2 separate regions of the Homo sapiens genome follow, and region 2 is linked to region 1. Evidence: chromatin loops called from intact Hi-C (ENCODE). Cell type or tissue: endothelial cell of umbilical vein. All regions are shown on one strand. Each heading gives the region's core, and the rest is flanking DNA. Links, peaks and the distances in the headings are about the cores only. Region 1 overlaps LOC112267962 (a long non-coding RNA gene). Region 2 has its middle 790 kb from the start of TENT5A.

Region 1 (11,101 bases), core at 1,779-9,778:
GTGGTGCATGAAATATATTATGGAGGCATGACCAAAGGATAGAAAAGCTTTCAACAATGTTAATCCATGTTAGCCTTTGAATGTCATGTGACCCAGGGCAACTGTTTGCATCTATTTGGTGCCAGTTTTCTTATCTGTGAAGGCCAGAGTTGGAATTGTTAACCTTGAGAGATTTTTTTTAATTCTTATTTTCATTTTTTACCGTGTAGTCCATATGGTCAGTAAAGATTTTTCCAATGTTAAATGTATATTACACTAAATAACCCTGTTTCCTGCTGAAGACTCTAATCTTTATTGATTTACTTAATTAGGTATAACTCACAAAGAGGAAGTTTGTAAGTGCACAAATCTCAAGTGGAGAGGTCAGTGAATTTTTACTTGCATCTCTCTAATCACCACCCGAATCAAGACGGAATATTTCTAGCACCTCAGAAGGTTTTCCTGTGCCCCTTCCCAGTCAATACCCTCTTGACTAGTAGTCACCTAGTCTGACTTCTATTTTATTTTATTTATTTATTTTTGAGACAGAGTTTTGCTCTGTTGCCCAGGCTGGAGTGCAGTGGTGATCTCGACTCACTGCAACATCTGCTTCCCAGATTCGAGCGATTCTCCTGCCTCAGCCTCCTGAGTAGCTGGGACTACAGGCATGTACCACCATGCATGGCTAATTTTTGTATTTTTAGTAGAGACAGGGTTTCGCCATATTGGCCAGCCTGGTCTCAAACTCCTGACCTCAAGTGATATGCCAGCCTGGGCCTCTCAAAGTGCTGGGCTTACAGGTGTGAGCCACCCTGCCTGGCCTGACTTCTATTTTAGTAGTTGATTAATTATTTGCCTGTTCTTGAATTTTATATTCATAAATCACAAAGTATTCAAACACACTATTCTTTAACTTAGTCGTTAGTGTTATTCAAAGTAGATAACCTTTAGGTGTAATTGGTATTAATAATCTTATCATGATGCTGTGTAACTTTATGGGCTCTTTACATTTTATACAACTAAGGTGATCCTCTCTAACTTTTATTTATTGTACAGCTAATTGTGTGGTTTTCTTTCAGATGAGAATAGTATCCATTCTCAAATACGACTGTCCAATTATCACTCAAATGTCAAAATCCATTTCAAGTCTACTACCTCTGGAAAATCTTTTTCTAACTATTTCAGTCCACATCACTGCCCCATTTTCTTATCTCTATGTTGTTCTTAGTCTATACTATTTACCATGTATATTAATTATATAGTACTTTATATTTTATTTATCTGTTCCACATATTTGTGGTATCTTCTGTCAAAAAAATTGCATGTGCCAATGAAAAGGCAGTTTCATCTGTTATTTTTTAAAATCCTGGAATAATAAAAATACCACAGAATAGAAATGGTTGACAATGCATGCGTGTGTGTGTGTGTGTGTGTGTGTGTGTGTGTGTGTGTTTCTCTCCATTGTATAGCCACAGTATGAAAATGTGAGCACTGGAGTCAAACGGCCTGAGTTTTGATTGAAGCTACCATTTATAAGCAGTGGATTTATGGGTAAGTTACCTAACTCTTCTAAGCTTTGATTTACCATCTGTAAAGTGGAGGTCATGGCAAAATTTAACAAACAGGTAAAGTGCTCAGGACTTTTTGTCTTAATGAGGCATTTAGTCTTATCATACTCTATTCCAAAATCACCTTTTATATGTGGTTCTGTCACATTTTCATGAACATCGCTCTGGTCTTAGAACTGAGCTAGTGAACTGTGTTTAAGTGCTTGTCTCTCAAAAAATTGTTTTAGAGTGACACATTTCAGATGATCAGTTAAAGAAATAACTCTTTTTCCTACTTTTAGGCCTGTATCAATTGGTTTTAATATAAGCTACTAGCAGGAATTGCCACTACCTTCTGATGTAACATTTACTAACCTCCTGTTAGGTTCCAGATTGGCGTGTGTGCATATGTGTGTGTTTTGGGGAACGGCATTAGGTTTTTAGTAGATGAAATATGTAATGTGTAACTAGTTAATGGAAATGACATGAAATATTACTACTTGAATTTCTAGAATAGCTTTTTCTAAAAGGATTCTTCAGTGAAATCTTTGAAACAAATAAAATTAGAAGTAAAATATTATTAAAATAGTGTAAAATATGTCTTTTTTTAAGTGACTTTTAGGCATAGACTCAAGGAAATGAGATATTTATTTGTATTCAAAACTGTAGTGCGACTATAATTTGGTTAAAGAACTCCTAGAGGAGTATTAGTCCAACATATGTTAGAAAATAAGGGAAAGCCATTCTTTTGAGGACTGTGATTCAAATGATTTACAGTCTTGTCTTCATGTATTCTATGTAAGTATTGACCATTTAAAGTTAAGCCTTGAAATGCAGGGAGGATGGAGCACACGCCATCACATACTGTTGTGGTTACAGTAGTGGGTAACAAGCCTGTGCCATAGATCTTCTCCTGTATCAGCCTTCTGTTCAAGTCAACATATCATTAAAAAGAAGATCCCCCAAAACAGCAAAAAATTTTTCATGGACTCCAAGATGAATGTAGCTTTCTTACCATATTAGAACTAATTGAATTCTAATATAATACCCTGTTTCTCTCATCTGTTCCAATTCTTGGGTATTCACATAGCAATTTTGGTCATATTTTGGTAATGATGTAGATTTATGGAGGCTCATAATAGATGACTCATACAAAATCTTTTTTTTTCATTTCTGGAATCCTCTTGGCATGACTGCCAAAACTCAGCCACTAATAGAACATAAATATAGAGTGGCTATGTTTCTATTTCTAGAAAAAAGTGTAGTAAACTATAGTACTTAAGACATGGGGGTGGTTGGATTTGGGTATTTCCAAATCAGCAAAACATACTCATTTGCAACTTTTTAGGGTCATTTTCATTCTGAGTTTATCTTGGTGTTTTGTAATAACATGGCTGGCTTTGGCAATTCCATTTATATACACATTCTATATTTTTTCTTTAATTTTTTTCCTACTTATTCTTGGAGAAACTCAATTGGGTTCTAAGAACATTTTGAGAAATTTGGAAGTGTAGAGCAAATATATAAAACTTTAAAATATCCTTTTTATTAAAAGGATTTATTTATTTATCCTGCTGACAAAATTTTAATAGCTCTTTCTCCAAAACATTTAGCACTTGCTGTTTAGTATGTTTGCTGGGCAATATGATATTAAAATTGGAATTAGGTCTCATTTTGATATCTTGCAATGAAAATAAATCTTTTGTTTTAAGTAAAAGGAGGATCTGTTTCAATCTGTGAAATAATACAGAGAGCAAGGAACGTATTAACCTAAATATGTAAATTCAAATTTGCCATTAAAATGTTTATTCTTAACTTTTTATCTAAACCCGAAAACAACCATGAACCAGATTCCTTCATTTTTGGAAATGGAAGAAAACTTGCTTTTTTAAAAACTGAGATTTATAATCCCTTCATTATTCACCAAATGCTTAAAACTGAGAGCCCGCTATGTGCCATATGCTTTAAGACCCAAGGATTCAGTGGTAAGCAAAACAGATGCAGACGCTGCCCCGGCCTCCTGGAGCTCACAAAAGAGTCACACATTTTCTTCATGTCTTCTTTTATCTTGCAATGCAATGTATACATTAATTACATGTAATTGACTATTCGATACAATACTATGTAATGCATTCTTAATCATATCACGTACATGATGATGATTCAAGTATACAGTTAATGAAAATATTATGCTTAGTCCTTATCAAATGCTATTTACAGAAAAAAATCTGTATAGAAACTCCCAGTGTTCTTGAATGCTTACATTTTATTGCTATCAAATAAAGATACAAATAATTGCTAAAAATGACATCTATAAATATTTATAAGTGAGACATTATGTTTGTGTATCCTAATTGTATTTTAAGCATACACAGTTTAATCAAAAGCAGACTCTAAAATGATAATTAATATAACTGACATTGCACTAATGCAAGACATTTATAGAAGGTACATTTATCAAGTTAAGCACATTTATAACACATGTGGATGCTGGATAATTAAAATAACCTTTGCATGGAAATTTACTTTAGAAACTAACACAGGAAATCTTTTAATTTTCATGTTTTGAATAATTATATTGGAATATTCTTTTCTTCCCAGAAGTGGTTATTTCATTTATTTTTCATGGGAATTTAATGGGTTTAAATTTCTTCTTTTTCCAGATATGTTAAGGAACTAATAGGTACTGTAACTCTGATCAAGTGCTTTATTCCCAGCTCCAAAATGTTTAATAATTTTTGAATAATATTGATTGTGTTTAGTTTTTGTGTTATATTCCCTAATTTCTATGACTTTTATTAAAAAGATGAGTGTTAGATTTTATACATATATACTATGGTGGACTAGTGACATACCACCCCAGTCTGTCTTCTGGATTACAGGAATTATTCTTTTAGCTGCTGATAGTGCTGCTGGAAGAAGGTCATCAGCTATCAATCCTCTTTGGGGATGGTATCACATCCCCTGTCTGAAGCAGCCCACATTCAAACATCGATCACTGTAGAGTAGGAAGACCTAGCCAGTCTCTGAAGGGCTTTTTAGCTTCAGAGCAACCTGTGGGGTCTGCTGAGGCTGTTGCTGTTGTTGGTATTTCAGGGCCACTGTTAAACTCTGCTCCTTACCTCTGCTTTCCACAGGTATTGATACTAAGAGCCCTCTCAAATAAACACTCCATTTCAGAGTGCGCTGTCTGAAGAAATCAAGCTTGGAATGTGCCCACTGACTCAGAAGTCAAATGTCATTGTGTATTGACAGTAAATTCAAGCAGCTATTATTGCATTGAAATGTATTCTGGTCAGTTAATCGATGTAAATATTAATGAAGATATAGAATTTTTATTTTACTAATATTTTTTGATTTTTTAAAACAATCAGCTTCTTCACTTAATCATGGTTAGCTAACGATTAATTAAAAGCAGATGAACAATATGGCAAATAATTGATCTCAACAGAAAAATAAAACAAATCCATAGAAGTCACGTTTTTCTTTTGTGAAAGCCTTTGTACTATTTTGACCTGCTGATTTAGCAGGCTGCAGTCTGATTTTAAACAAAGGAAAAAAAGATGAAACAGACGCTTGTTAATCATGCCGGAACTTCTAAAACAGCTGTTGCTATGGGAGATATTGTCCCAGTATTTCTTTTGAATTTTACATGAGGACATTTACTCCCTTTTCCTCATTGCAAATTACAGGAGTGATTTAGGTAGTTCTAAGACACACAACCCCCTTATCCTCTTTGAATGTAGAACATTGCTATTTGGCATCCATTTGAAGGTAATGCCTTTTCAGCAAAGCAAGGAAAAGTCTATGAACTATAATTGCTCACTGCAAACGTGCTTTATTATTAACACAATTTCTCAAGAAAGCTGTAAAGAATGGAGACTGTGCTAAGGGAGTTAATAGAGAAATACCACTATTTCCTTAGCCAGTTTTTCCAGGTGCTGCCCCTGTCAAACAAAATCTATAGTTTCAGAATAGCATAACCCCTACACATGTATCAGTGGTCAAAACCAGAGCGGTGAAGCTCATCCAAGAGAAACAAGATTAAAAATTCAGCAAGAGACAGAAATCTGGACGTATACCAAGCAACTTTTCATCAGCATGTCTGCCTGAGAGGAAACATTTTCCAGTGTCCTCCTTCCTTTTTCTTTGAAAATGAGCTCAACGGCCGTGTTCCCAGGCACTATAACAAATGAGTTGCTTCAGGCACAGAGAGGCATTAATAAATGATGTTATTTGTTAAAAGTAGCTTAGATGTCCCGCTCCCTCAAGTCAATGTCAAACCCAGTGAAACAACAGCTCTAACAAATTTCTCTGTGGTCCACATTGGGTCTTCGGTGTGTTTTCTTTTATGGCGCAGGAGGGTCAGGTGGACAGGGCAGATGTGGTGGGGTGCAGGAGCTCTACTATTTATGCGGACCTCTGTTAAGGAAATGGCAGAATTTCCGGAATTCTTTAGCTACTTCCTCTTAGTATTTGCCACTTTCTCTCCAGCTGTGGATGCCGAAGCCCTTGAACAAAGGCGCAGAAGGCCCAGAGCCAGGAGAGGGCGCATCCCTGAGCCCGAAGCCGAGGCGGCTTCCACCTGTCTACAGGAAACACAACACCGCTTGCAGTTGGAAGGCTTGTTCTCAACCTACTGTTATATGGCTTGAGCCGTTAATCCGCCCCTATCACACAGGAACATTCAGAAGTTAGGGACATTAAAAACACACAGGGTTCAAGTGTTTTGCACTAAGCTTGTTTACAGGAAAAGGAGAGCCTGGTGAGTCATCCTTCTATTTTCAAATGGAAACTACCAAGAATTTGTGAGTGCACTTTGCAACTCTATGCATTTAAATTGATCAAACATTAAATATTAATGTGAATGACGTGGGAGCAGAATGCCGTTTACCAAGTAACTACGATAGAATGATTTTAAAGGTATTATGAGAAGGTGGGGAATTAGAAAGATACTTTGCCTTAGCTGTTTTTATTTTTATCCACCTGGGTATAGGAGGACTATTCAGTATTTGGTAGGGAGCAGGGTAACAGAAAGGTTACCATCATCAGTGATTCTAAATTACAGCAAACCCATTGCAAGTGGCAACAGACCATGATACAGGCTGTAGCTTAAAACAGGAAAAGGAAGTGGGGCTGAAGGAGGAGAGAGGAAAAGAAGAGCATTAACACTGGTGGAGGATTCAAGAGAAGCCTTGCTGCCCTTCTCTGAACACTCTGTCACTCTCCTTCCAGTGAGGGTGCTACACAGTTATTTTAAAGCTATGCCATTCTACACCTTTGCAGAACCTTGCAGGTTGCTGTCATCAGCTAACTGGGTGAGCTTGTCTTCTGTGTATCCATTCAAGTGATGTAAATACTGAACAGAATGGACCTTGTGGTATGTGTCTAGGAACCTTCCTCTAAGGTAACACTGTTTAATTAATCAGTATTGCTTAACATAATTTGTTTAATAAAATATAAACCCTGCTAATTTGCTTCAATTCAATCCACACATCTTCTGTTGTCTTCAAGATCAAGACTTGCCAAGTGGCTTGCTGAATAAAGACACACTTTGCCATTTTCAAGTCAAGAGAGTAGAGAGCTAAAGCACAGACTTTCAAGCTAGCCTGCCTCAGTTTTAATCTTGGCTTAACTATGTACAGTTACTGTATGTCTTTGAGCAAGTTACTTTTCTGTGCCTTAGTTTTCTTATCAGTAAAGTGGGGATAATAATAGTTTACACTTCGAGGGTTTCTGTGCGGATGAGATGAGTTAGTGACAACTGTATATGCTTAGAAAGCATGGAGTCCATAGTCAGTACTGCCCAAGTGTTTGTTCTTATTGTCATTGTCATAATCATCATCGAGTGATCCTCCCCAAACAGTGATCACATCATAGTCTGTTGGTATTTAACCTATGTTTACACCCAGTGATTACTATTCTACATCTATATGTCCTTGGGTAGATTACCTAATCTCTCTGATCCTCAGGGTTTTTTTTCTGTATAAAATATAAATGAGAATATGTGCACACAAAATGATGTGTACACAAAATGAAGGTCTAAAAATCATTGTAGAGTTTTCCTGCAAATCTTCCCTTTTGAGGCATCTCTCTTTTAAAACATAGAATATATATATGTATATATATGCGTAGAATATATATATATGCATAGAATATATATATAAAAGCATAGTATATATAGATAGATATATATATGGGCTACAAAATGCTCAGCAAATATAATACATGCAGTGAATATGAGATATCTAAACTATGTGTTCTTCCAAATACAGCATTAATTTGCTGAAAGCTTTTTTCTCCAAGTAGCTAAATTTGTCAACACTTTGGAAAAAGCAAGTGAATCTGCCACATCATTATCTACATCTATATGTCCTTGGGTAGATTACTTAATCTCTTTGAGCCTCAGGTTTTTTTTTTCTTATAAAATAGGAATGAGAATATGAATTTGATATGCACAGCATATCGAGTAATTATGTTTCTTCCACAATCTAAGCACTAGAGATGTTTTATTCAACATGAATAAAACAAAGTCTTTGCTGTGATGATAAACATATGTAAAAAGTACGTAGTATGTTAAGTGATTTAAAAATGTGCCATACAAATGTAAAGCAGAAAAGAGGCCGAAGAGTGATATGGAGCAGGAGCAGCAGATATGATAGCTTTTCTAATAGTGGATGTTGGCATGTTTGAAAATTCTTGGTGTCACAGCTCTAACACTATGAATTTTTTCATCAAAACTGAAAGGTGAAGAAATCTCTTTAAAAACTGTTCACTGGCACATGAGGCTTTTCTCCAAGCAAAAAGCTTCTTTTTGAAGCTACCACAGAATGGCTTCTGACATTCTGGAAACCAGAGCACGGGCTTTTGCGGGACAATTGTTCCAATATGCCCCCACGTAAGGAGCATGGCTGGCCGTATCCTCAGGAAAAAGATATTTTCCCATGTGTTCATGGCTTCAGTATCTCTTCACGACAAAAGAAGATAATTACATTTTTATTTTTTTCAGTAATTAATTGTTTGCTCTGAAATCACTCAAACTTGTTTTGTTTTTTCTTTTTGAGATGGAGTCTCACTCTGTTGTCCAGGCTGGAGTGCAGTGGCACCATCTTGGCTCACTGAAACCTCTGTCTCCTGGGTTCAAGCGATTCTCCTGCCTCAGCCTCCCAAGTAGCTGGGACTACAGGTGTGTTCCACCATGCCTGGCTAATTTTGTTGTTTTTAGTAGAGAGGAGATTTTGCCATATTGGCTAGGCAGGTCTCGAACTCCTGACCTCAAGTAATCTGCCATCCTTTGCCTCCCAAAGTGCTGGGATTATAGGGATGAGACACTGAGCCTGGAAAATCACTCAAATTGAACACTAGAATTAGAATTACCAGTGTTTTTTATGTAGATACCTTCATTCTCATCTGGAAACTCTTGTAGCTGGAACATCAACAATGCACTGAATTACCTGTATTTCTCCCCTTTAGAACTTTTCCCAGAGAAGTCCAAATGTCCTTGGACATTTTCAGTTATCATAGCTTAGAAAAAAGCACAGTCCTTAAGAGACTGGTAACTGAAAATTATTTCTGGGCTATCAGATATGCTTAATAAAAGCTTCAGTAAAGTCAACGACTTCTTTACAGCACACGTGATCTTAATGTGGAAGACATTTTACATTTTTCATCTGGCAAACCCTATGCAACACAGTTGGAATTATTCTTCAAGAAGTGTCAGCAAGTTGCTGAAATGAATCAGGGCTAAGCTTTGGTCACAACTTGTCCATTTTTAGGTTCTCTGGGAACCAAGTTATCTATGACTGTATAGAAGAGCCATGAGTGACTCTTCCCTCAGTATTCTTGCTATTTCACCTTTTGCTCCGTCCTTACTCTTTTCCAGTTGAAGAGCTTTCCATGTATAAATCAAAAGTGGAGGTTGGTCCCAGAGATTGGACCTGAATTAAAATCTGTTTTCTATATTTTCCTTGTCAAATGGGATTGTCTGAATTTCAAATCATGTTAGTTTGCTTACTCTGGCTAAATTTCTTATTTCTTTTGTTGATTAATTTTTGATATTCGATCATAGTTGTACAAATATTTTCAATTATTTCCAAATATTTGATTTAGTTTTTGGGCAATACACTGGGTTTCCCCTCCAAATTTATGAGCCTTGTCAATATTATCCAGAACTTTGATGTCTGAACAGGCCTCCCATGAAGAATGTTCTCCTTGGCTTTACTTTTGAATGCACTCTATGAAATAGCATGCTGCGTTTTTAGATTTGTCACTCATACTAAACTCCACATCCACATACTAGTTAAGCATATATTTGGACAGTTGAATTATATACAATAATTGTTGTGAGCCTTATCAAGGTTAAAGTTCACTTGTGTAGAGGAAACATTTTAAAACACTCTAAGGTCTTCTTAAGTTTGAGCAACACGTGAGTAAGTCATTACCACCAATAGCCTATCTATTCAGTTTCAGTGCTGTTTTTATAAGTACTTTCTATTTGGGCTTTCAAAAATGTAAGTGGGATGAGAGAGAGTAAACAGTCGTTGTTTGTTCTCTTCCAGGATCAGATTACATGATAGTTGCTTAGTTACTGCTCTACACAGTGTACGTACCTTTATGTGTAAATACAGATTTCAAAATCTCTACAGATGTACCCTGGGTCAGAGAGGTTTTTAGCAGATCCAGAAAATGCGTGGTCTTGGTTTCTCACAAAAAGGTACCGCCAAACATGTTTGGTAATAGGAATGTAAATAGTGAAACAAATCTACCGAGAGTAATCAGAAAAGAAAAGAACTTACTTGATTCCTAGAACCCAACGTACAAAAAGGCAAAGCTAACTGGAAAATGCCTCAGGTGGTGCATCATGTCTACCAGGTGCATTGTGTGACACTGTTTGCTTCTCTTTAGTACTTTTTCCATTAACTCCATGAAATATTTATAAACAACCATCTCCCTTTTCAGTACTGCCAATTCATTCTGTTCAGAACTAAGTCATTTGGTGCTAAGTACCCAATTCTTGCCATGGTGCTCCAGGGGCCAAGAATGACTGAGTTTGGTTTCAATAATGCCTCTCTTAGTATTCCATTCCTACCAGTGATGTTGAGAGCCAGAGAATTGGGAGACAGAGCTTGCAGGGGATTTCCTTTCTGTTCTTGTTCCAGAGTGGCTACAATGAAGATAAGATAAACAAGCAACTTCTGTGCAAGGCACTGCCCACTAGTGTCTTGGTGAAAAGTGCTTCTGAAAGTCAGGGACAAGGGGGAGAACTGATGACTACATGTGTTCCTGGTTAATTTCCCTTAATTACCACCAGATCAGCCTTGTACCCTGTCCCTTGTTTGCACTCAGAAAAAAGTTTCCTTTACAAATGTTTAACCTGAAAACTTTTCAGGTATAAAAAATACCTACAGCACACCACAAAGGCTCAACTCTGCCAGCACCCACCGCCCAAGGGCTTTAGGGACTGCTTATAGATGTTTATTTTAAAAGTTTAACCAAATGGCTGAGAAACAACTATTTTGAACCTCACCTATTCTTAAACAGATTGTAACTAGATTACAAGTAAAAACCCCAAGAAG
Region 2 (11,101 bases), core at 1,017-9,016, 430 kb after region 1:
GGAACCTTACTTGTTGGGATTCATAAAAGATACTGCAAAATAGTATTCTGTTCTCAGGCTGCTAATAAAGACACACCCAAGACTGGGTAATTTAAAAAGGAAAGAGATTTAATTGACTCACAGTTCAGCATGGCTGGGGAGGCCTCACAATCATGGCTGAAGTTGAAGGAAGAGCAAAGTCATATCTTACGTGGTGGCAGGCAAGAGAGCATGTGCAGGGGAAATGCCCTTTATAAAACCACCAGATCTTGTGAGACTTACTCAGAAGATCTTACTCACAAGAACAGCACAGGAAAAACCCACCCTCATGATTCAATTACCTCCCACTGGGTCCCTCTCATGAAACGTGGGGATTATGGGAGCTACAATTCAAGATAAGATTGGGGGAGGTGGGGGGGACACAGCCAAACCATCACTGTGCTTTGACATACTGAACTGAAGAAGTCTCAAGATCTCTCTAACATTTCCCCATCCTCTCTGTCTCTCAATTATCTGTCTCTCTCAAAGTACAGGATGAAGTAATTTTCTGAAGTTCCCTTACTTGCCTAAAGTTTGGACCTAGCAAAGAAGGAAACAATTACCTCTGATCCCTTCCCTGAGTTTTCATTAACTAAACTCATATGACAGGAAGAAAGACTGAAGCCTGTCAATGCACCTGGACAAACTTTTATCACAAACTGTTATCTGCTCCTCAAGCCCAATAGACTTTGTCCTAGGCCATTGTATGTTCTCCGAGTCCAATGATTCCCCTAAAAATAATTTACTACCACCCTAATATTGTCCACACTTCCCCACCTCCCTTTACTCCAGGAAGAAGGGTATATAAGCATCTTAGCCCACTGGGATAGGAGGCAATTACACTGTGTGTGATTCTCCTCTGTGCACACTAATAAATTTGTATACCGTTTCTCCTATTAATCTACCTTTTATGAGCTGATTTTTTCCGTGCCACTTCAGGGCAAAGTGGAAGGTTTCCACTGGCACCTACACAATTGTCTAATTCAACTGTGTATCAAATACCTAAGTATATTCTACAGCTTCTCTGACAAGTTTAGTCTCTGTTTAAATGTCTCTTAATCCATGAAGAATATATAATACTCTAGATTGCCGTTTTTTTAATGTGGCACTTTTGCCAGAATTTCATCCTTCTATAGAATGTCTGGTTTTTATGCTCATTTACATACATTTTTACTAGTTTGATCCCTAATCCAGATTGAGACATTCCAGCTCAGTCAGTAACTAGTTATGTAATCTTTGAAAGTCACCTCAATGATCTAGCTACAGTGTTTTATAGGAAATGCTTGAATTCTATTATCCTCAACATTTCGTTGTTTGTTCCTGCTCTAAAATTTGACAGTTCTCTATATGCACATATATATGTGAATTCATGCCAGATGTGTGATCTTATGTTATCCCACTAATCCTTGGGATCCCAATTTCCTTTTTTCTTAGTTGTTAAAAATAATATCTACTTTATTTTTCAAGAGATTATTTGAAAAAAGTAAACATTATACAAAAAACATATTTGGTAAGCCTGGAGTACACTATATGTAGGCAACTAAAATAATAATTGATTAAAAATATAATTAATATTATGGGAAATGAGTAAAAGGAAGTAGTATATTAGCAATTAGAATAAATAATTTTAAACAGAAATATTCTAGGAAATGAGTAAAGGGAGTAATCAGCAGCATAAATAATTATTTTGTTAGTCAAAAATATACCATATGTACTGTCATATAACATAATAGAATTTGGTGAATTTCTGCCTCTAGTACATAATAGACTGAACCTTTACCAGATAACAACTATAAAATTTTGAGGAAAATAACCCACAGAATTCTACTAGCCGGCTCCGGAGAAGAGATAAAAGCAGACATATATTGGAGGGCAGTTGAAATTTAGAAGAAAGGACTGTGATGGATTAATTTTCTTGTTTTTATGATCTTATACTGAGGTTAACCACAGTCACAAGTGCAAGGTGGTGAAGGACAGCTAAAATACTTAGAGAAAAATGACTGTCCTTCTGTCCAAAGAACCAAAAGACAGAGCCCAGGACATCCATGACCCCTAGAAAATGAGAAAGAAGTCCTGAAGCAGAGAAAGTCAGAGAAGGGGAGTGGTAATTTCTCTATAAAAACTCTACCGAAATCTCTGCTTGGCCCCAGAACCATGCATACATGAGGCAATTCAAAATACGCAACTAAGGATAAAGGACTGAAATGAGATCTGAAATACCACCCCTGCAGGAGAAACAGAATTTGCAGTGTCAGTCTAACCAATTTGACTGTTAAAACAAACATATCAACTTTAATGGTCACTTATGTTTACAACTTTGAGAAGGCTAATGAACTACAAGTAGAATAAATACAAATAAAATGCCTCCACATGTGAAAAAAAAATCTGCTAAAACACCAAAGTGGAAGAAAGAATGTTGGGAAAAGTCAGGAAAAAAAATGATTGGAAAGATTGTAGTTTTTACACCCGACACAAGGAAGGCCAGAAGACCATGGATCAAATCTTTAAAGCACAGAAAGAAAAAAAAAAGCTGTCAAGAAAAAAACGTAGTCTGACAAAAATATGCTTCAAGAATGAAGGTGAAATAAAGGAATTTGGGGTTAACAAAAACAAAATAAACAACAAACAACAAATCACCAGCAGATATGCACTTCAAGGAAGGTCTTCAAGCTGAAAGGAAGTGATACCAGAGGTAAGCATAAATCTTAAATGAATGAAAAGCATTAGAAATGACAAATGTTTCAGTGTATATAAAGGACACTTTATTTTAATTTCTTTAAATACAAACATTTAAAACAAGTTACAACACTGTTCTGTGAGGCATAGAATGCATGGTGGCATAATAAATATGACAAGTATATATATAAAAAGAAGGGTTTGGGTAATAAATAGCCACACTCTATTCTAAGGTTTCTGTATTTAGTCGTAAAATTTTAACTTATAAACCATAAAAATTAGACATTATTTAATACCACACCACCTACTAAAAATAAAATAAGTGTTACAGTAAAAAAAAATTAAAATTGAATGTGAAAAATATTCCGATAATCCATAAGAAGATAGAAAAGAGCCAATAAAAACAAGAAATAGGAAGGATGAAATAGAATACAAAAAATTAGCAAGGGTGAGATATATATATATATTTCAAGATCAACAAAATTGATAAACATCTAACTAGACTGACGAAATAAAAAATAAAACACTTCTTTTTAGTTAATATACTTGTTTTGAATCAGGACTGTGGTGACAGTGAAACAATTTGTTAACACTGAAAATGTATACAACAAATAGTAAATTGTACTGTATATAAATTTAAAAATATCAATCAGAATGTGAGGGAGATTCAAAATCAAATACAAACTCTAGAAATGAACCTGATTGTATCACAAATGATTAACAACTACAGTGAAGGGGGTATGGAAGAAAAGACTGACCTAAGAAACTTGAGTAACAGTATTTGGACTTCATTTTTAAGGTTTAAGTTTGCACATAAACATTGTACTCTACATAGTAAATTTGTTTCTCACACATATGGATTAGCAACTTTAAAATTATGTATAAACTAGAGTTGTGAAAATAAGTAAGTATATTGTAAATAATGAAAATCAGGTGTATTACTAAGAGAGAAAGAAGTTACAAAAAAGGGAAGGGTGAAAGCTTGAATGAACCTTGTGTCTTGGGGTAGGAATCAGAATTATCAGTGTGAACTGATTGTTTTTTTAAAAATAGAGACAGCTGGAGACAGTAATAAATATAAATCTATGTGTAAGTATATATGTATACATCAGCTCTGTCCACTGAGAAGAACTATAAGCAGTGGATTAGCATATTTAGCACAAACTTGAGTTCTCCATATTATTGTTCAATAAAAAATGCAAGAAGATGTGGTTGATTTCAGGGATGGCACAGGAAGAATAAAAGATGAGCCTAAACCATGTTTTAGTGCCAGAAAGTAATGACGTGCTCAAAAAAGAATGGAACCATGTTAAAAGAACACAGGAAGCAAGCTGAAGGAACTCCTGATAGCCAAATCTAGAACAATGTAACAATGATATAACTAATGATAGCACTGTTTTATAATTCATAAAATAAAAATAATTCATGAATACACATGCATATAAATAATCATATATGGAAAGATGGGGCAGTTCTTCCTTGCAGAAGAATTCTAATTAATAAATATATAAAGAATGAAGGAAATAGAAAGAACACCACACTAGTAATTTTTGCAGGAAGGATCTACTGATGGATGCTATAATTAAATGGGTAAAATTTAAAAGTGAAGCTGGATGTTTGCATAGTCTCAAAGTATCTCCTCCAAGATAGTCATTACCTATGTAGAGAAAAATAACAACTTTTCACTGACAGATCCAACAAACACCTCCTTAACCAAATGATCATAGTTAACATCACAAGTAATAAGACATATTGATATCATGTACTCCTTGGTATATTGCACTGAGAAGGAAATCTCATTTATTATTCTTGCCAAAAATTCATAGCTTCAATTTAATCATGAAATAATGTTAGATAAACACAAATGAAGGACATTCTACAGAGTAACTGAGGAGTTGTCATCAAAATTGCCAATGTCATAAAGCATAAAGAAGACTGGCACTGTTACTCATTGGAGGAGACAAAGATAAGAGGCTGAAAATACAGACAATGGCCATACCATGTTTAAAAATAGAACTCTGACCCACAATCTGCAGCCACCAGTCCAGGAAGCCAACTCATTACCTTCAGTAACCAGTTCAGGAACTCAAACTATTATTTATAGCTAACAATCCGGGCAGCCAAACAATAACCCCTATAGAAATGAGCCCTAAAAAGCCAGAATCATATAACTGACAGCTTCTCTAATTTTTCCCTTACTTCCAACTTAGAGCACCTGGAAAAAAGCTGTAACCTTTACTTGTTCTCATTTGAGTGATTTTCCTTTATTTCCACAAAGGAGACTTAACAACTGAATGCAATGTGGGATTTTGGGATTCTATTAGTGTAAAAACTAATGAAATACAAGTCTCTAGTTTAGTTAATAGTATTTTAGCAATCTTGTCATCTTACTTTTGATAATTATAACTTGATCACAAAAAATGTTAAAATTAAAGGAAGTTCTGTGAAGGGTCTTCAGGAACTCTCCGTACTATTTTGGCAACTTTTCTATATGTTCAATATTATTGCAAAATGAAATGTAAAATTGCAAACTAGAAAAAACAAAGGAGAAAATATTTGCAAAGTTGGGGTAGGCAAAGACTTCCTAAATAGAATATAAAAAGCACATAGACCACAGAAAGTTAAGTTTGACTTTATCATAATTATTTTTCTCTTTGAAAAACATAGTTAAGAAAGCAAAAACATACTAAAGACTGCAAATGAATATTTGCAATATGTATATCTGCCAAAGGACTTATATCCATAATAATACATCTTATAATTCAGCAGTAAGAAGAGAAATAACCCTATAAAAATGATAAAACTATTTTCACTAATGATACTTTACAAAAGAAGGTAAAAGAATGACTATGTGCACATGAGAAGATACTTAACATCATAGTCATCAAGGAAATGAAGATAAAAATGAGATAAATCTTTGTACACATTAGAATGGTTCAAATTAAAAGCTATGTACACATTAGAATGGCTCAAAATAAAAAGGCTAAAAATACCAAGTGTTGGTGAGGACGTGGAGGAACTCTTGTACACCGATAGTCAGAATGTAAAATTAATTATATGCTAAAACATATAGCTCAGCCATGTTACTCTTAAATATTTATCCAGTAGAATTGAAAACCTATGTCCACAGAAATACTTATGCATGCATTTTCATAGAAGATTTATTCATAATAGATCCAAACTAGAAATAACCTAAATGTCCATCAGCAGATGCATAGATTAAAAAAATAAGAAGAAGAAGAATGAAGTAAGTACTGGTGCATGATAACCACATGGATGATTCTCAAAAATCATTATGCTGACTGACTAAAGCCAGACATAAAATAGTACATACTGCATAATTTTGTTTACCTAAATACAAACTCCTTTATACTGATCAGTGATTGTTTGGGTTGGAGGTAAAGGAAGAATTGTCTACAAAGGGGCGTGAAAAATCTTCAGGGGATGATTGAAATATTCTGCCTTTTGATTGTATTGGTGGTTTCATGGGTGTGTACATCTGTCAAAACTAATTTAATTGTACACTTCAAATAGATGCAGTACACTTTAAGTAGATGCAGTTTATTTTACATAAAATATACTCAATAAATTTAATAAAAATAAATGGAATAATATAAATTAAAATTTGAAGGAACCTCAGAAATCATTTAGTTGTCTTCCCTGATATTATAGAAAAGGGAAGACTAATTCCAAAAAGGTTAAATTAATTACACATAGTTTTTAATATCTAATGAGGAGGGGAATATAGGTTAGAATCAAGATCTTTTGCTTCCTAGTCTGAATTGCATTAACTATATAAATATGTATATATATATATATATATATATATGTAGGTATGTATAATAGAAAACTTGAAGTACTATGTGATATTCTACATGGCATTGCCTCCTTTTGTTTAAATTCTGAAAGTGACTTATTCTTAAATATGGACTGGCTGAATGGGGTACTTTGTCTTTCTGCCAGAAGGGGCAAGGGAAGGCCACTAGGTTCTCAGAACATATTGGTTTGCCTGGCTTTTCCAGAAATGATTGGAATTTCTATTTGGATGTATTTCCAGGGCCTGGAAATGTTTTCAATAAGCCATGAGGAGTTTTGGCTCAACCTCCTGTTCAGTTCATGCCTTTTGGGCTTCACAGAACACTCAATCTACAACATGTGCTAGAAACCTGGACAAGGCTAAGATTGAAAACGTCTGCTGTCTATTATCTGCCACTTTGCTTTTCTTTCATTCAGTGGTCCATTTCCACCTGCCTGGGAAAGTAAACCTCTATCAGCAGCAGAGATGGGAGGTCACAGTTAACCCTTCCCAGGTCTGCAAGCTAGTTCTCACTGCCTACCTCCTCTCCAGCATGTCTGAGCTAATCTTGGATTCATCATCTTGTCATTTGCCATGCTCTGCTCAAAAGGAGAAGTGTTTGAATATTATTTTACATGGCACACTTCAGTATTTATCTAGAACAACAAAAAAGTTCAATTCAGTTCAAACACTTGGCAGGAGCTGTGAAAGGTGCACAAGGTTACTAAGCACTCCAGGGGCTCAGAGTCTTGTAAGGGAGACAGATGCAGTAGCTAAGCCTTTCCACTGCATTCACAGAGATATTTGTTGGGTGTTCACAGAGGATATTCTTTTCTCCTTGTCAGACTGAATAAAACACAACAGAGGGAATCTGGCCAAGAAAAATCTAAGCTTTACCTTAAAAAATAGAAAAGGGCAATGTACAAGTATGAACTTTTGGGGTTGTAAGTTTCCTTATTTGTGAAGTGAATGTTTGGATAACCTTAAAACCAGTCCTACCATTCTGTTTATCTTGTTTAATAGCTTGATAGAATGGGTCACCTCTGAAGTCCAACTCAGAGAAATTACTTCATGTTTATAAGCCCCAGACACTGTCATCCTTCTTTCTGGTCTCTGGGAATCTAACAAAGAGTCAGTTCCCCTAATAATTTTTTCTATCTCCCTGCACGTGGCTATGTCCATTCTCAAATGTTTGGCTCATCCTGCTAGGCCTTTTTACAAAGATGCAGATGTTTCTTAAAAGTGGCAGAAAGATCAAAGAGACATTTTGTGCCTGATGTGCTGGAATGGGACTGAGTTCTGCTTAATCTGATTTGAACATATTAAATAAAACCAGAGACTAGTGGTTTGTAAGAGGTTGCTGGTGAAGTATGGAGCTTCGTGGGTGAAAACTGTAGCACACAAAAAGCCAGATTTCATTGCCTTTTTCTTTTGAATCATAACTGGAAATAAGAAACAAAATGGATGCTGCTATACATTATGACTGGTTTTTTTTAGAATATTAGTGCTTTTGCAATTAATTAGCACAATTCTATGGACTATTGCTTGCTCCTTTTTTATCCTAAATATGACCAAAGAGTATTCTTAACAAGTATAATGATGGCTGAAAGCAAAACTGAATATACAGACATAAAATGATCATTTCTTTCATACAAAGCTTGGAATAGGAACTAAGGAAACAAATAGAAACATTTACACCATTCCTACCCTCACAGATGACACATGCTAAAAAGGAATATAAAACACTCATGTAACTGCCATACAAATAAATTCCATAAATTTGTACAAAAGTTTATGGAGTTTGAAGAGGAACAGCTCAAATCCAGTTGAGTTAATTTTATCTTTGGTGTACTTCAACTACCTCTAGTCATATTTTCTTCACAGCCTAAGTATTTCTTTTGTGCTTAGTACCAAGTCCCAGAGTTGGTGTGAAGTGATGATTAGTAACCCTCCATAAGGTTTTAAATGATAATTAATGTATTTGCAGAATGACGTGTCTTGAGTGTGATTGAATTTTAATGCTATAGAAATCCAGGAGAATGAAACTATTGGTATAATAACAGGAAAAGTTGATGTATTTGTTGTCGGTCCTTGAACTTCATCCTAACATCCGTTCAATTAAACCATTATATTTAAAGTTAACAGCAGTGTATCTTTGAGTTAGATGAGCTTTTTGAATGTGTTCTAAAGATAAATATTACTTGGGTGGTGAAATAATCTGTACACCAAAACACCATGACATGCAATTTGCCTATATAACAAACTGCATAGGTACCCCGAACCTAAGACAAAAGTTTAAAAAAATTAAAAATGGAAGCTCTAGAAAATTAACTACTGTTATTTGAATACCTTTCTCTGTAATTTCTGTTGCCATTGAGCCATAATTTCCCTACAATTGGTACTCACTGAATTAGTACAATAGGAAATACTTCCACACTGAGTAGTATTACAGGCCAGCCTGAGAGGCATCTGGTAAGCAGACTGAATGGAGTCATACCAGTACGAAAAGAAAGGAAATGTTGAATTTTGAAATATCAGAAAAACACAAATAATTGAGAAAAAAGAACCCAACAACCTGAGAGCTGGATTCAGATTCTCTCGGATCATACTTTTCTTCTACAATCTAAAATTATCTTAGACATCAAGAAACTTCATGTGCTTATTTTCAGTTCTAAAATTCTATGATCCTATATAATCTATCAATTTGGATAAAATTGATATATTTTGCCACTGAATACAAGTCGTATATTTGAGAAAAACAGATATTATCATTCATTTGATTTTATATATATATATATATGTATTTTTTTTTTTCTGAGCAACTTTGCTTCAGATATTATGTGCTATGCTAAAGGTGGAGGGACTGAATGGTCAGGCTCTCAGGTGACTATCTAGTGAGGCTCTGGATAACCTTTAGACATATATACATGCAAAAGACTCCAGAACAGTGTGCAGGAGGTAAGATGGGGAGGTAAACATTTAATTTCCATTTTTAATATTATTTTCACCTCCTCAAATATTCTTTCTTACCTTTTTTTAATGACTCTCACCTCTCACCTCTTTTCATTATTTGGAGTGAAGATGTTTCTCTTATTAAGCAATTGTGTTTACAGTTCAGTTATTTTAGGAGCAAAGACTTTCTAAAGATTGTAATAAATTACTCAGATACTGTGATGATATTTCTTTAAAGATTGCGTTATTTGTAAATCTTCAGCAAGAATGATGTACAATGAATAGTTAAGCAGTGTGTGATAAAGTTATTAAAACATAAAGCTTATATCTCCAGTAAATTCATATTTCTCCCATATATTTTATTTTGCAGTGAACGTATTTTTACTCTAACGTGACTTACTTTAGCATACAATTCTATGACCTATATTTAGCATGGTATTCTTATTTTGCACTTTATCAAGGGAGTTTATTTATTGAGGTAACAAAAGCCCTCATTTTATCATAAAATAAAGATTGCCATAGATTTTAGAAATGAGTTAATCAACAATAAAAGAGAAAGCTCAAGAATAGTAATTCTCATACCCTTTATAGGGGACAGTGGAGAGGCCAGCCAGCTGAGAGAAAGGTTTGTATTGGCTGATACTGAACAGAAGGTTCTGGCTCTGTAGGACTCCTGTCATTAACCTCCCACATAACCCTTTTAAGAAGTTTGTCATCTTACTGAAAGATGACACCTACCCTGTTGTAACTGCCTTAAATTCCAAAGGTCCCTTTATCAGTGGAAGTTATTGCAGCTGCTACACAGGTGACCTCCAGGCATAGTCCAATTCACTAAGCCCACAGGGTGGCATGAAGAAATTGTAGTCTAATTGGTGATATGGTAACATTTGTGACTTAAAAGTCTGAAAGTCACTTTTTTCTTCTCACTTTGTCTTAAGAAAACAAGAAACATATTATGTATCTGAATATAAATGAAAAACTTGTATCTTTACCTCTTCCTTTATTGGGGATTATTGAATTTCATAAATCTTATGCAGAGCAAGGCTTTGAGGACAGAATGACAGGATAAGATCCTGGCCTTGGTACTTACTAGCTATACATCCTTGAGTCAATTAACCACCTTTGTTTCTCAGTTGCTTCAACTATAAAATGGGAATAATCACTGTACCTAACTCTTGTAAGTATTCTGATGGTTAAATGAGAAAAAAAAAACTTTAGACTAATACCATACTAATACCAAATGTATTATTTTTAGTATACTATCATACATTTTTTCTGTTATCATACTAAAAAATTTTCCACTTCTCAATGCCCAAGCTTATTACGTATTTCATCAAGGGAGGACAGGCCCGAGTTCTTATAACTCTTTCATTTTTTCTTTCTTAGTTTTTCCTGTTTAATATTATCCTAAGCGCTACATTGCTTTGACTATGAAGAAAACCCATCTTATTCTGTTTGTTTGCTTAAATTACGTAACAGCATTTGCATTATCATGAAGTTCTCCAGAAAAGATCATTGTTCATACTCATAAATTTTAGCAAAAGGGTGAGCTAGGAAAACAACAATATTTAGAGATAAGAACGTTTGGGACAGCATTTTGACATTTGGAACAAACTTACTTTATTCTTTTTGGTTGCTTAAACTACATAAGTAGCATTT

What was found. Hi-C counts contacts between places; a loop is a spot of excess contacts. Peaks named below come from ENCODE experiments on the same cell type or tissue, not always from the same donor. Only the 100,000 strongest peaks of a DNase experiment are listed, where the experiment ranks them.
Region 2: it touches region 1 in a loop (6-fold over the local background); 1 of 110 quality-filtered maps calls a loop at or near these places.

Annotation. Positions count from the first base shown.
Region 1 is chr6:80,517,616-80,528,716 of GRCh38, forward strand. The region is part of intron 1 of LOC112267962 (a long non-coding RNA gene); the gene reads left to right. Among named protein-coding and RNA genes, the nearest start is that of BCKDHB, 420 kb to the left of the region's middle. RefSeq lists a silencer at 5,997-6,291. In endothelial cell of umbilical vein, for the core only: a CTCF peak has its summit at 6,062 (motif pointing right); DNase peaks (open chromatin) are centred at 2,706, 5,166 and 6,116; H3K4me3 peaks cover 193 bases; H3K27ac peaks cover 1,967 bases.
Region 2 is chr6:80,952,416-80,963,516 of GRCh38, forward strand. No RefSeq gene overlaps it. Among named protein-coding and RNA genes, the nearest start is that of TENT5A, 790 kb to the right of the region's middle. In endothelial cell of umbilical vein, for the core only: no CTCF peak of the experiment used is centred there; DNase peaks (open chromatin) are centred at 4,706 and 7,376; H3K27ac peaks cover 1,029 bases.